Linked DNA regions of Homo sapiens: all the other regions are linked to region 1. Evidence: chromatin loops called from intact Hi-C (ENCODE). Cell type or tissue: Panc1. All regions are shown on one strand.

Region 1 (4,000 bases):
TATAAGACTTAAGGACAGTCTACATTCCCAGAATCTTTTATCAAACATCTTCTAGAAAAAGCAAACAAGCAAAAAAAAAAATTAACCAAGTCTTACTTACAGATATAGAGGTAAAAATCCTAAGAAACACAAAAGAGAGAGAGAGAGGGGGGAGAGAGAGAGAGAAAAGAAAGAAGAAAGAAAAGAAAGAGAGAGGAGGAAGGAAGGGAGGGAAGGAGGGAACTATAATACCAAAAGCTTAATATAATATTCTCAACTAGAGTGTATAGCAAAAATGAAAGCATGCTTTATCATTTGTCAATGTAATTCATCATTTTATTAAGGAAGGAAAATATGTGAGAAGTTAGAACTTTATCCTAAAAGACAGTACAACCTGGAGAAGAAAAGCTCAAAGTATAGAATCAGATAATAGAAGTTTAGAACTTGACTTTACCACATCCTTGCTGTGTCATCTAGTCCACATTTTCTAACTTCTCTGTACCTATTTCCTCATCTGTGAAATTGGAATAGCAATATTGCCTCAGAGAATTGTTTAGAGGACACAATATTCTTTAAAATTTAAAGCATTTTATTGAGTATCTGAGCGATGATAAATCCTCAATACACATTAAATAGTATTAATGTTATATTATTTAATGTGTGCATGTATGTATTTTCTTTCTACTTCAGTGTCAACCTTCTCTGGGGTCCTTCCTTACTCACTTCCCTACTACTATCGTTGACAACCTCATTCACTCCCAAAAGGTTGCTTTTCAGATTTGACTGTCAAATCTTTGTTACAGCCCAGATCTCTATAAAGTTTCAGTCTCATCTGTGTTCCCAACTACTTATTAGCTATAACAACTAGGTTGTCTTTCCAAAGATCAATATATCAAATCTAAGATAACTACCACTGTCTTCCCTTCCTTCATTTTAACATCATTTCAGCTTGTTACTTACGCATTCTCTACCTTGGTTAAAGCAATCATGGTCCTGTCTCTCAAATTAAAAATCTCAGAAATACTTTTTTTCTCCCTTACCAAAATAATACTGCTATTGTTCATTAAAACAGGCAAAAGGGATAAACAATAACCCAGGACAGTCTTTGGCACTTTCCTGGGAACCAAGAGCAAGCATTGGTTCCTTATTAGTGACTGAAGGAGTATAACAAGAAGTCGCCAATGAAATGTGCATTTGTTCATCTGTCACCTTCTTTTCATTTCATTTTCCATCCTATTGTTTGAATCAGACTCTATAAACTGTTTCCCAGGGCACACAATTTGCCTCTGATTTTCCAGCTTCCCAATTAATCTTTCATTGCTTAAAATATGCAATGGGATTTATTTAAAATAGTTTATGCTTTAAAACTTTTTAGTATGTTTCCAAGGCCTTCATAATCATCATCTACCATATTTTTCTCTCTTCTGTCTCTTGATTTTGATGCACTCATTTTATTTTCTGATTACTCCCAAACTTACACATTTTCCAAACAACCCAGGACACTTCTCACACCCTTGGCTCTACATACACTGGTCTCCATTTCCTGAATAGCTTTCTCCCTTTTCCCATATGTATAAATACTGATTTTACCTTCCTTGAGGCCCAGATAAAGCATTATCCCCTCTATAAAAATATCTCTTTCCTCCCCAAACTAAATATAGTTTTTGCACTAAAATTAATTTCTGCCTCTATATTCAAAAAGCATGTCTTATTAAAATTATCAATGTTTTTATTATTTTATTTTTTCCTAGTAGAGAGATAGCGCTTATCAATTGTGTATTATTTTAAAAAAAATCTGTACGTCGACATAATTAATATGACTTGCCTTCACTGATCCTTACGTACATAACTAATATTTTGAAATTTGTGCATCATTCAGGAAAACATACTGTTTAATGTTATTATTTACTTTTGAAAACAATATGCAGTCTCTAGTAAAAAATTTTATTTACTGTTTCTTAACTTTAATGTGAAATAAGATCAAGACTAAAAAACAAAATATTAACATACCTATATACCTACCCATTTAATAACTTAAATATAATTCAATATATTATAACTAATTTTTAAGAGATTAAAAAACATTTTATTTTATCAGACACTCAAGTATTAAATTTTCATATTCATTCTACTGTTTCTAGTAAGCTCTAGCATTTTAGGGGTTGGGCTGCCATCTGGTGGAAATTTTAAGTCTTAACTAAAAAATCTATATTTTGGTGTGGCTTGCTCATTTATGTGTTATAAGCACGTTAATAAACATTCTAGTTGCACAGGAGAAAATGTACTAAATTAAATTAATGAGCTGAAATGTAATAGAAAATAAAAGCAAATACATATTTAAATTAGACAAGTATGCGTTTCTGCTTGCCTTAACCATCCATTTGTACCACAATAAATTTAATACTGTGAATATAAAGAAGGCCATAAAAACTCAACAAATAGACAAACAGACAATTGGTTACTGTGTGAACACAATCAGGATTTTTTAACCCTAAGTTATAAACCAAGATTTGCTTTTACTGTCATACAATTACAAAACCTCTACATAAGCTTCAAAAGAAACCATAAGTAGTCATGAAAAAATACACTGGGAAGAAATTACATTCTATTTCTTTTCTGATTACCCAATTGCACATTCATTTCTCAGTTATTTCTTCTTGAAATACCTTGTTTGGTGCAGCAATACCTTGCTGTTTACCATACTTAATGAAATACAAACTAGAGTAGATAAACTCAGAAACAAATGTAAAATAGAGTACTCAGATATGAAATAGAATATTGTCAAATATTGTTTTAGAAAGACTCACATACAAACATTTCAAAACTGATTATACCGAAAATTTTTAAATGAAATTATTGAAGATAACTGTTGGTTGGTAGAGTTGATATGTTAATATTCTAGAGTGCAGATCACATCCTTAGTCTTATTATTGACACAAACTCACAGGAGGTGCATTTTTATCTAATGAGGTTGTTATTCTTGTTGGATATTTTTTATTTCCAAAAAATTAAAATTTAATCTCACCATAATGGGATGTTTGCCTAGACATGCTAGGCTTGACAGAGATGATTTATGATTCTGAAAATAAAACTAAATTGCACAGAGCCCTTGAGGAACCTAAAAGCAGAATGTGTTAGAGAAGTGAGGGATACATTGTGAAGCAGGAAGGCTCAAGAGCAGTTCCAGTTCCATTCTTAATTAACAGTATGGTTTAAATAAAAATAATAATCATAATCATAAGCCACATTGTAAAGCAGTTTTCATATCACATATTATTGAATCCTCACAACAATGAGATGATAAGCGTTCCTTTACTATTAGTTTTGTAGAAATCACAAAACAGGCTCAGAGATACAAAATAACTTTGCCAAGTGCAAACAACTAGTATATGCCACAGATGGAACATTCAGGCAGACTACTGGGATTCGGCTTGCTCATTGAAAAATAATATTCTGTGAATCCTATTTAGGATTTTAGTTTTCTATGCAGGTGAATCATAATAGGTTTACTTTATTACAGAACCAATTAGTATTTTAAAATTAATCTGTATTTGTTTTGTTAGGATTTAACATACATAAAGAATATACATAAAAATTTATGTGCCTGGAAAAAATAAGGTACAACAAAGAGCCATGGCTATAACTATAACCAGTATTCAAGAAGCCTCCAGCAATGCATCTATAAATATGAAAGCTTTCTGCAACTGACTTGGGTGTAAACTTTACACTACAATTTATAATAATTGTCTCCTGTTTTTTTTAAGACAGAGTTTCGCTCTGTTGCCCAGGCTGGAGGGCAATGGTGTGATTTCGGCTCACTGCACCCTCTGCCTCCCAGGTTCAAGCAATTCTCCTCCCTCAGCCTCCTGAGTAGCTGGAATTACAGGCACCTGACACTATGCCCGGCTAATTTTTTGTATTTTTTGCAGAGACAGGGTTTCACTATGCTGGTCATGAACTCCTGACCTCGTGATTGGCCCGCCTTGGCCTCCAAATATTGCTTTTTTTAAAAAAGGTATAC
Region 2 (4,000 bases), 290 kb before region 1:
TAAAAGTTACAGTTTAGAAACAGTGACCTGGAATTCTACTGAACCCTTCTTATGAGTGGTTTATGTAGTAATAAAAATCCCCTCTATACTGGGAATTTAGTAATGATGATTTTCTAAAGGAAAAAAATATTTTATATGTCTCTGTAGTAGAATAAATAGTTGTCCTAAAATAATCTGTTCTCAAATCTGTGGAAAAAAATATGCTTCCTCGCCCCTTGATTAAGGATGGGATTTTAAGTGTTTAGGACTTAAGGGGTTATATTTAAACTTTAATTCTCAAATGCAAGCAGTAGCCACAAAAAAAAAGGTACTCACCTCAACCTCCATTGGAAATTATCAAATGCTGATGATGATCCTAAACTCCCAAATCATACTAGTTTTCATATATAAAATTAACTTGATGTGGCTCACATGCAACTTCTTTCCATACTTATGTCTTAGAATTTATGGGGAGATCAACAAGGTGGCACTATTGAAATGGTCATTGTCATTTGAGATTAAAATACAGGGCAGACAGAAGATGTGTCATTTTTGGTGACACATCTTTGTATTCAAGTTGCTGTTTCACGTCCTTTTAAAGTAAATATATGTGACACCATCAATGTAAAAGCCAATGTTGTTACAATAGTGTACAAGGCCAGACATGGCTCCATGCTCCTTCAATGATCTTATCCGTCAGTTTCTCCTGTTCTTGCTCTAATCCTAGTATCCTGTTTCCCTTGTTTGTCTTCTGCTCTGTGCATTCTCAACAGAAGTGATCATTTTCCCACGGGCACATAAATGGATTCTTGGTGAGAGAAAGATGGTGAAAATAAATCTTACTTTTTCTTTGTGCTTACTCAACTCAGCTCAGCCCTCTTCTCCTTGGAATCACACCTTGTCGTGGCTAGCAAAAGCTTTCCTGTGTTACTCCATGGCATAGAATTTACTTTATCTGTTTCTACACTGTCTGAAACTGAGTGGCTAAGTATGCCTCGCTAAACCTACTTAACAAACAAATCCAAGTCCATGCTCTTCATCTTGGCCTTTATGCGTCATAAACATGATATTTTGGCCTGAACATAGCTTTGTTTTTCTTCTCAATTTGTTCAGAAACTGAGAAGAGAAAAATATATACAGGCAGTTTTCTTGAATAGGCCAACTTGTATGTTCCATAAGTTATTCTTTTGTGCACTTATTTATTCAATTTTTCACTTAAACAACAATATTTACTTATACTATTTATTGAGACTATGACATTGTATGCACTGTTCTAGTACTATGAGAAGTTACCATCTACTCTGTCAAATACAGGAGGTCCTTTTGAGGGAGAAAACAGTAATGTTGCTCCCACATTCATATTTGCAATAGTTCGTAAGACTGCACGTAGAGACAAGATCGGACTCCCAGTTGAATGTTCTGGCCAATAAATCAAATGCTAAGCTTCCTATGAATATTTAGATACTACCTTATGGCAAGGAGTCATTAAAACTCAAAGTACTTACTAAAATGTCAGCACTTATAATTATTAAAAAAAAGAGATTGCTAATGTGACCTACTAAATTAGTTAAGACATAAATGTAAGCAACAAAAACTAACTCAAGCTAAGTAATTTATTTTTGTCCAATTCCAAGACTGGGGATGCTGCTTGGTTTCAAGCAGAGACCCTGCATGAGGATTTGCAGCACTCTTCTTATCTTTGATAGACTCGGGTCATCCTATACCTCCCATAGTTTCTACCTTATGCAGATATTTTCTTTGGATCCCATTTCTAAATTCCAGGCAAAGATAATCTGATTAGCCCAGTTTGGAGCAATCAGCCTTCCTTTCTTATCAGATACCGCCAGAGGGCAGAAGAATATTGTAGTGAGAGAGAACAACCTTATGTGTAAGGTGTTTCTAAGAGAGGTATTGCTGAACAGACATATCAATAGTTCCCTTGACTCAGGGAATACTATAGGCTTTAGTAATTGTTGTTCATCCTACTGTTTATTGATGTGTGGTATTTTAAATGAGCTCATACGTGTTTGGATTTTCACGCAATTGGAAAGCTATGTCAACCACATTAACATAACTATGGGAATAAATAAACATCAACCTTCAGGGAATACTTAGGGCAAATGTCACCCTTTAGTATGTGTGGCTATTTATTAGTTTTAATTATTGATTAATTATTTTGAAATTATTATCTGCTGTAAAACAATAATAACTCCTCAATGCAGCTAAGCCCAGAATTAATGTATATTGAGAATAATTTACTAGCAATGTGCTAAAATGTGACAGATTTACAATGTTAAAACTAAATAGAATACATTTATGTCATTGTAACTTTCTTTATGGTATCTTAAAGAAGGGAAAGAGATAGAGTTATGGTTAGTAAGCTAGCAATTACATATGTGAGAGAAAGGAAAATATCAATGTGTTAGCATTCCCAGCCTTTTGTACAACTTCTCATTTATTTAAAATGATTTTGTGTTTGCCCTTTTGCTCCAGGGAATTGCTGAATTGAATGAGATAAAGGATTCATTGGAAAATTATGTGAATCTGAGCTAAACTAAATTGATTTACCATAAAAAGAATAAAACACCACTACAGAGGGGGAAAAGTAATGGTGTATCCAGGGGACTGGAGAAAGTCAAGCTAGATACAGTGAAGAAGGAAAGGATAATAGAAGGCCATGTTAGAACTGTTTGCTGGGAGAAAAACAGAAGGGCGATAGAATAGTTAACTGACACCATTAAGAATTTGGTGATCATTTATTTACGGATGTTCAGAAAATTTTTGCATGTCTTATTTCAAGGCTTTTGCTCCATCTGATAGCCAGGATAATTTGTGTGAATTTTAAATACGTGTCTTCATAAGTCCTTAACATTTGAATGCCACTGATAATGCTGATGACACCACAGATCAACCTACACAGATATTCTGCATCTAAGTATTCCAAGAAATTATTCATTATGTACAATAACCCATATGAGGACAGTCAAGTACTTTAATTTTGAGAGCTACATAGAATAGATTCCAGCCAAGTTACATTTAATGAGTTATATAATTAGTTGCTTATTTGGAAGTAGAAAACCCTTAAATGTTATTAAATATAATTATTTTTATATTTATTAATTTCTAAATACCATTAATTCCTAACTTTCAAACCTTTCTGTTACCCTAAATTGAATGGCCTTTTCTAAAAGGGACGCGGTTTCACCTGGATTATTAACAAACAGAATACGAAATAGCTTTCTATGTACTTTGAAACAATCCCTTTTTTGTAACAGTTTATTGTAACAGAATAATGGGCCTCCAAATGTCTACATTGCAACTCATGAAACCTGTTAATAAGTTTTCTTACATAGAAAAACGAACTTTGCAGATCTGATTATGCTTAGAGATCTCGAAGAAATTATCCTAGATTATCTACATTAGCTCAATCTAATCACATGAGTGAGTTCTTCAAATCGGAGAACCTTTGCCAGCTGTGATGAAAGAGCGATATGACAACAGATAAAGGGTTAGAGAAGTGGCAATAGTTTTAGCTTTGAAGATTGAGGGACAGGGCCATGAGCCAAGCAATGTAGATGACCTCTAGAAGCCAAACAGGCAAAGAAACTAATTATCCCCTAGAGTCTCTGCAAATAAAAACACCTTTGCTGATATCTTTATTGTAGCCCAGTGAGACCCATGCCTGACTTATTTTCTTACAGTTCTACAGAAAATAAATCTTTTTACAGTTCCTTACAGAACTGTAAGTAAATAAATTTGTATTGTTTTTAAGCCAGTAAGTTTGTGGTAAAGCTTTACAACTGCAACAGACAGTTAATATATTACCTAAAATATTGCTTGTCAAACTTAGAATATAAATTGCCTGCAGATCTTGAAAAATGTAGATCCTGGCTTAGTACCTGGTAGGTAGTGCCCAGGATTCTGTATATCTAATAAGGTCCTAGGTTATACCAAGGCTGCTTGTCCATGGCTCATACTTTGGTTAGCAAGAATTAAAAGCATGTGCTACAGCTCTGTAACC
Region 3 (4,000 bases), 420 kb before region 1:
AGGTCTTCAGCTGTGGTTGCTGCCATTTCAAGATAAATATTTCCAGTGCAAGGACCATTGTAAAAAAAAAAAAAAAGAAAAAAGAAAACTGAAAATTAGTGATGCTATTGCTGTAGCTACACTAGCAGGTGTAAAAAACTCGTAATTTTTGTGAAATAACTTTTTATCTTGTATTGAAAATGCAGTTTTTTATGGGGGTGCAAGATTGCTATTAAAAAGGCATACCTATAGACTCTACGATGAATTGAGAAAAGGCAAAGTCATTGTATGACAACTTAAAGCAAAAAGAAGGTGAAAGATCTAAAGGTGAAGAATCTTTTGCAAACAAAAAGAAGATTTGATAATTTTCTTTCTTTCTTTCTTTCTTTTTTGAGACGGAGTTTTGCTCTTGTCACCCAGGCTGGAGTGCAATGGCGCCATCTCGGCTAACTGCAACCTCCGCCTCATGGATTCAAGCCATTCTCCTGCCTCAGCCTCTCTAGTAGCTTGGATTACAGGCGTGTGCCACCACACCAGGCTAATTTTGTAGTTTTAGTAGAAACGGGGTTTCTCCATCTTGGTCCAGCTGGTTTTGAACTCCCAACCACAGGTGATCCGCCCACCTTGGCCTCCCAAAGTTCTGGGATTACAGGCGTGAGCCACTGTGCCTGGCCTGATTTGATAATTTTTGAAAGAGCTAACAGACACTGCACCAAAGGAATTAACAATAGAAGTCATAATGGAAATGAATGCTTCTTAACCAATGCCAGATGATGTGAAAGAAGACATAGAAGAAGCAGTACCAGGAAACGCATTCACACTAGTCAATCTGGTAGAAGCGTCCCAATTATTCAAGACTGGTTTTAACTTTTTTTTATGATGTGGACCATTCTATGACATGGGCATTGAAAGTAAAGCAAACAGTGAAGGATTGGTACAGAATGGAGACATTTTCAGAGAAATTAAAAAGCAAAAAATTAGATAAAATTATGATGTATTTCCATAAAGTTATGCCAAGTGTACCTACCTCTCCTGCCTTTCCTTCTACGTCTTTATTCTCTGCCACCCCTGGGACAGAAAGACCAACTTAGCCTACTTAACATGAAGATGATGAGGATGAAGTCCTTTATGATGATCCACTTTCATTTGATAAATAGAAATTATATTTGCCTTTCCTTATGAGTTTCTTAATGATATTTTTCTGTAGCTTACTTTATTGTAAGAATACAGTATACAGTACATATAACATACAAAATATGTTGATTATTTTATTGGTAAGACTTCTGGTCAACAGTAAGGTATTAATAGTAAGTTTTGGGAAAGTAAAAAGTTATACATGAATTTTTGACTTCACAGAGTGTCAGCACCCCTAAGCCCCACATTGTTCAAGGGTTAATTGTATATCTATATATATCTATACAGATATAGATATAGACATATAGCTAGATATATATATATACACAAACACACATACATATATATATACACACACACACACATACATATATATACCCACACACACATATATACACACACAGAGAAATATATATATATGTATATGTCTACATTTTTGTATACTTATATATACACACTTGAAATTGTCTCATGTTATTATTAAGCCTGAGACATTTCAAGATTCACACTCCTAGGGCTCGCGAATCAAGAGAGCTAATGATGGAGAAGTTCCAGCTTGAGTCCATGGAAGAAGACTGAGGTCCCATCTTGAAGGCCATCAGGCAGAAAAATGAATTCTCTCTTTCTCAGCGTATTGCTCTATTCAGGCCTTCAGTGGATTGGATGAGGCCCACCCACATTGGGGAAGGCAAAATTTGCTTTATTTAATTTATCAGTTGAAATGCTAATTTTGTGCAGAAACAGCCTTACAGACACAATAGTAATTTTGGATACTAATTCTGGATACTAATTCAGAGCATATAGTGCTTCTTGAAAAACCCTACACCAATCTTGCAAGGTATTGTCCACTAGATGGTGCTGTAACTCAGTCTTCAAGCGAACATTTCAGTATTCTATCAAGCCAGCTGTTTCCGGATGGTGGGAGAAAATTACTGTCTTAGTTAGCTCAGGCTGCTATAAAAAAATACCATAGACGGGGTGACCTAAATAACAGAAATTTATTTCTCATAGTTCTGGAGGCTGAAAGTCCAAGATGATTTGGTTTGGTAAAGACTCTCTTCCTGTCTTACAGATGGCAGCCTTCTTGCTCTGTCAGCACATAGTGGAGAGAGAAAGCTGGTGTCTCTTCCTTTTTTTTTTTTTTTTTATAAAGGCACTAATCTCACCATGAGGGCTCCACTTTCATGACCTCATCTAAACGTAAGTACCTTTCAAAGGCCCCACCTCCTAATACCAACATATTGACGGTTGAGCCTATAACACTTCTAAAGGGGGACATACACATTCAACCCATAACAGAAATTAAGTAGTAATAAAATATACAACATTGTTAAAAGTAATTAGATATCTTTTCCTTTATTTTATTTATTTATTTATCTTTGAGACAAGGTCTCACTCTGTCATCTAGGCTGGAGTGTAATGGTGTGATGAAAATTCACTGCAGCCTTGAACTCCCCAGGCTCAGGTGATTGTCCCACCCCAGCCTCCTGAGTAGCTGGAACACAGGCATACACCACCAAACCAGGCTAATTTTTGTGTTTTTCATAGAAACGAGGTCTCACTATGTTGCCTAGACTGGTCTCAAACCCCTAGTCGCAACTGACCCACTCTCCTCAGCCTCCCAAAGTGCTGGGATTATAGGGGTGAGCCACTGTGCCCGACCTAATTTAAATGAAATGATCTTAAACATTTTGAGGTACATAATTTTCTTATTAATTATTATTTAATCAAGAAAACAGATACAAAAAAACATTTTGAAGTGATTAGCTTTACTTGGAATATTTAAGTGATTATAATTACCGAACATTAAGAGTTACATGAAAGAAAGTGGTATATATAATGCATGCCCTAATAAGAAAATTTATGCAATAAAACGTAAGTTATTTTCTCATTATTTTTCTTTTCTGGTATAGTTTTGGCAAAGTACCAAGAATAAAATTTTTCTTACATGTTAGGTAAAACATCTTGTATATAATTGCATGTATTTTTAAAGTAATAGGTCATGTATTGTGCTTATTCAAAATACAAAAACATAGTAATTTTTTCTAAATCTCTAAAAGTTAATGTTATTTAAATTTAGTAAGCGAAATAATTTTCTGATTATTTTTTATTTTAAAATATTATAAATAATGGTTTTCTGGCAATCTGCTTTCTATCTCTGTCAATCATTACCTTTCAAATAGCATGATAACAACAGATGTTGATAATCTAGAAAATACCACCTCAATTCAAATACCATCTGAACAAAGCACAACCTGCTAAATAAAGCAAAGTCAACAATGGAAAAGTATTCTGACCTGACTTTTTTAGCTTTTAAAATAATAATTTTAACTTTCACTATAGTTTTTATCTGTCATCTATATTAATTTTCTTCAAGTTTATCATCTATATTTTCATGTAGTTGACTGTTAATATTTGCCTTAACTATAAACTGCAACATTTGCAGGTTTTCAAATTATCAAGAACTACTAATGCTTTAAACTTTTAGTAATACTCATAGTTATTGAGGCTGAAAATCTGAGATGAATAAATTTTATTTATTAAATGGAATAAATACTTCTCAAATTTCAAGTCCCCTCATAAAATTAAATGAGATTATATATCAAATTTAGTAAGTAGCACCATAATGCTGTTGCTAGAAGAAGCTTATTCAATAACTCAATTATTCCAATTATTCCACATAAGCCTCAGCAAATATGATTTCACTTTTACTCTGAACTTAAGGATTTTATTTTTATTTATTTATTTTTATTTTTATTTATTTATTTATTTTTTATTTTTATTTATTGATTTTGAGACAGAATTTCACTCTGTCGGCCAGGTTGGAGTGCAGTAGTGCGATCTCAACTCACTGCTACCTCCGCCTTCTGGGTTCAAGCGATTCTCC

The links. Hi-C counts contacts between places; a loop is a spot of excess contacts. Peaks named below come from ENCODE experiments on the same cell type or tissue, not always from the same donor. Only the 100,000 strongest peaks of a DNase experiment are listed, where the experiment ranks them.
Region 2: a loop joins it to region 1, with 4 times the contacts of the local background. A loop is called at or near these places in 14 of 110 quality-filtered maps.
Region 3: it touches region 1 in a loop (5-fold over the local background); 21 of 110 quality-filtered maps call a loop at or near these places.

The regions. Positions count from the first base shown.
Region 1 is chr5:28,764,595-28,768,594 of GRCh38, forward strand. No RefSeq gene overlaps it. Among named protein-coding and RNA genes, the nearest start is that of LINC02109, 380 kb to the right of the region's middle. In Panc1, CTCF peaks have their summits at 2,343 and 2,557; a DNase peak (open chromatin) is centred at 2,127; H3K27ac peaks cover 1,402 bases.
Region 2 is chr5:28,471,885-28,475,884 of GRCh38, forward strand. No RefSeq gene overlaps it. Among named protein-coding and RNA genes, the nearest start is that of LINC02103, 190 kb to the left of the region's middle. In Panc1, a CTCF peak has its summit at 1,826 (motif pointing right); a DNase peak (open chromatin) is centred at 1,857.
Region 3 is chr5:28,343,035-28,347,034 of GRCh38, forward strand. No RefSeq gene overlaps it. Among named protein-coding and RNA genes, the nearest start is that of LINC02103, 57 kb to the left of the region's middle. In Panc1, CTCF peaks have their summits at 1,957 (motif pointing right) and 2,158; a DNase peak (open chromatin) is centred at 2,017.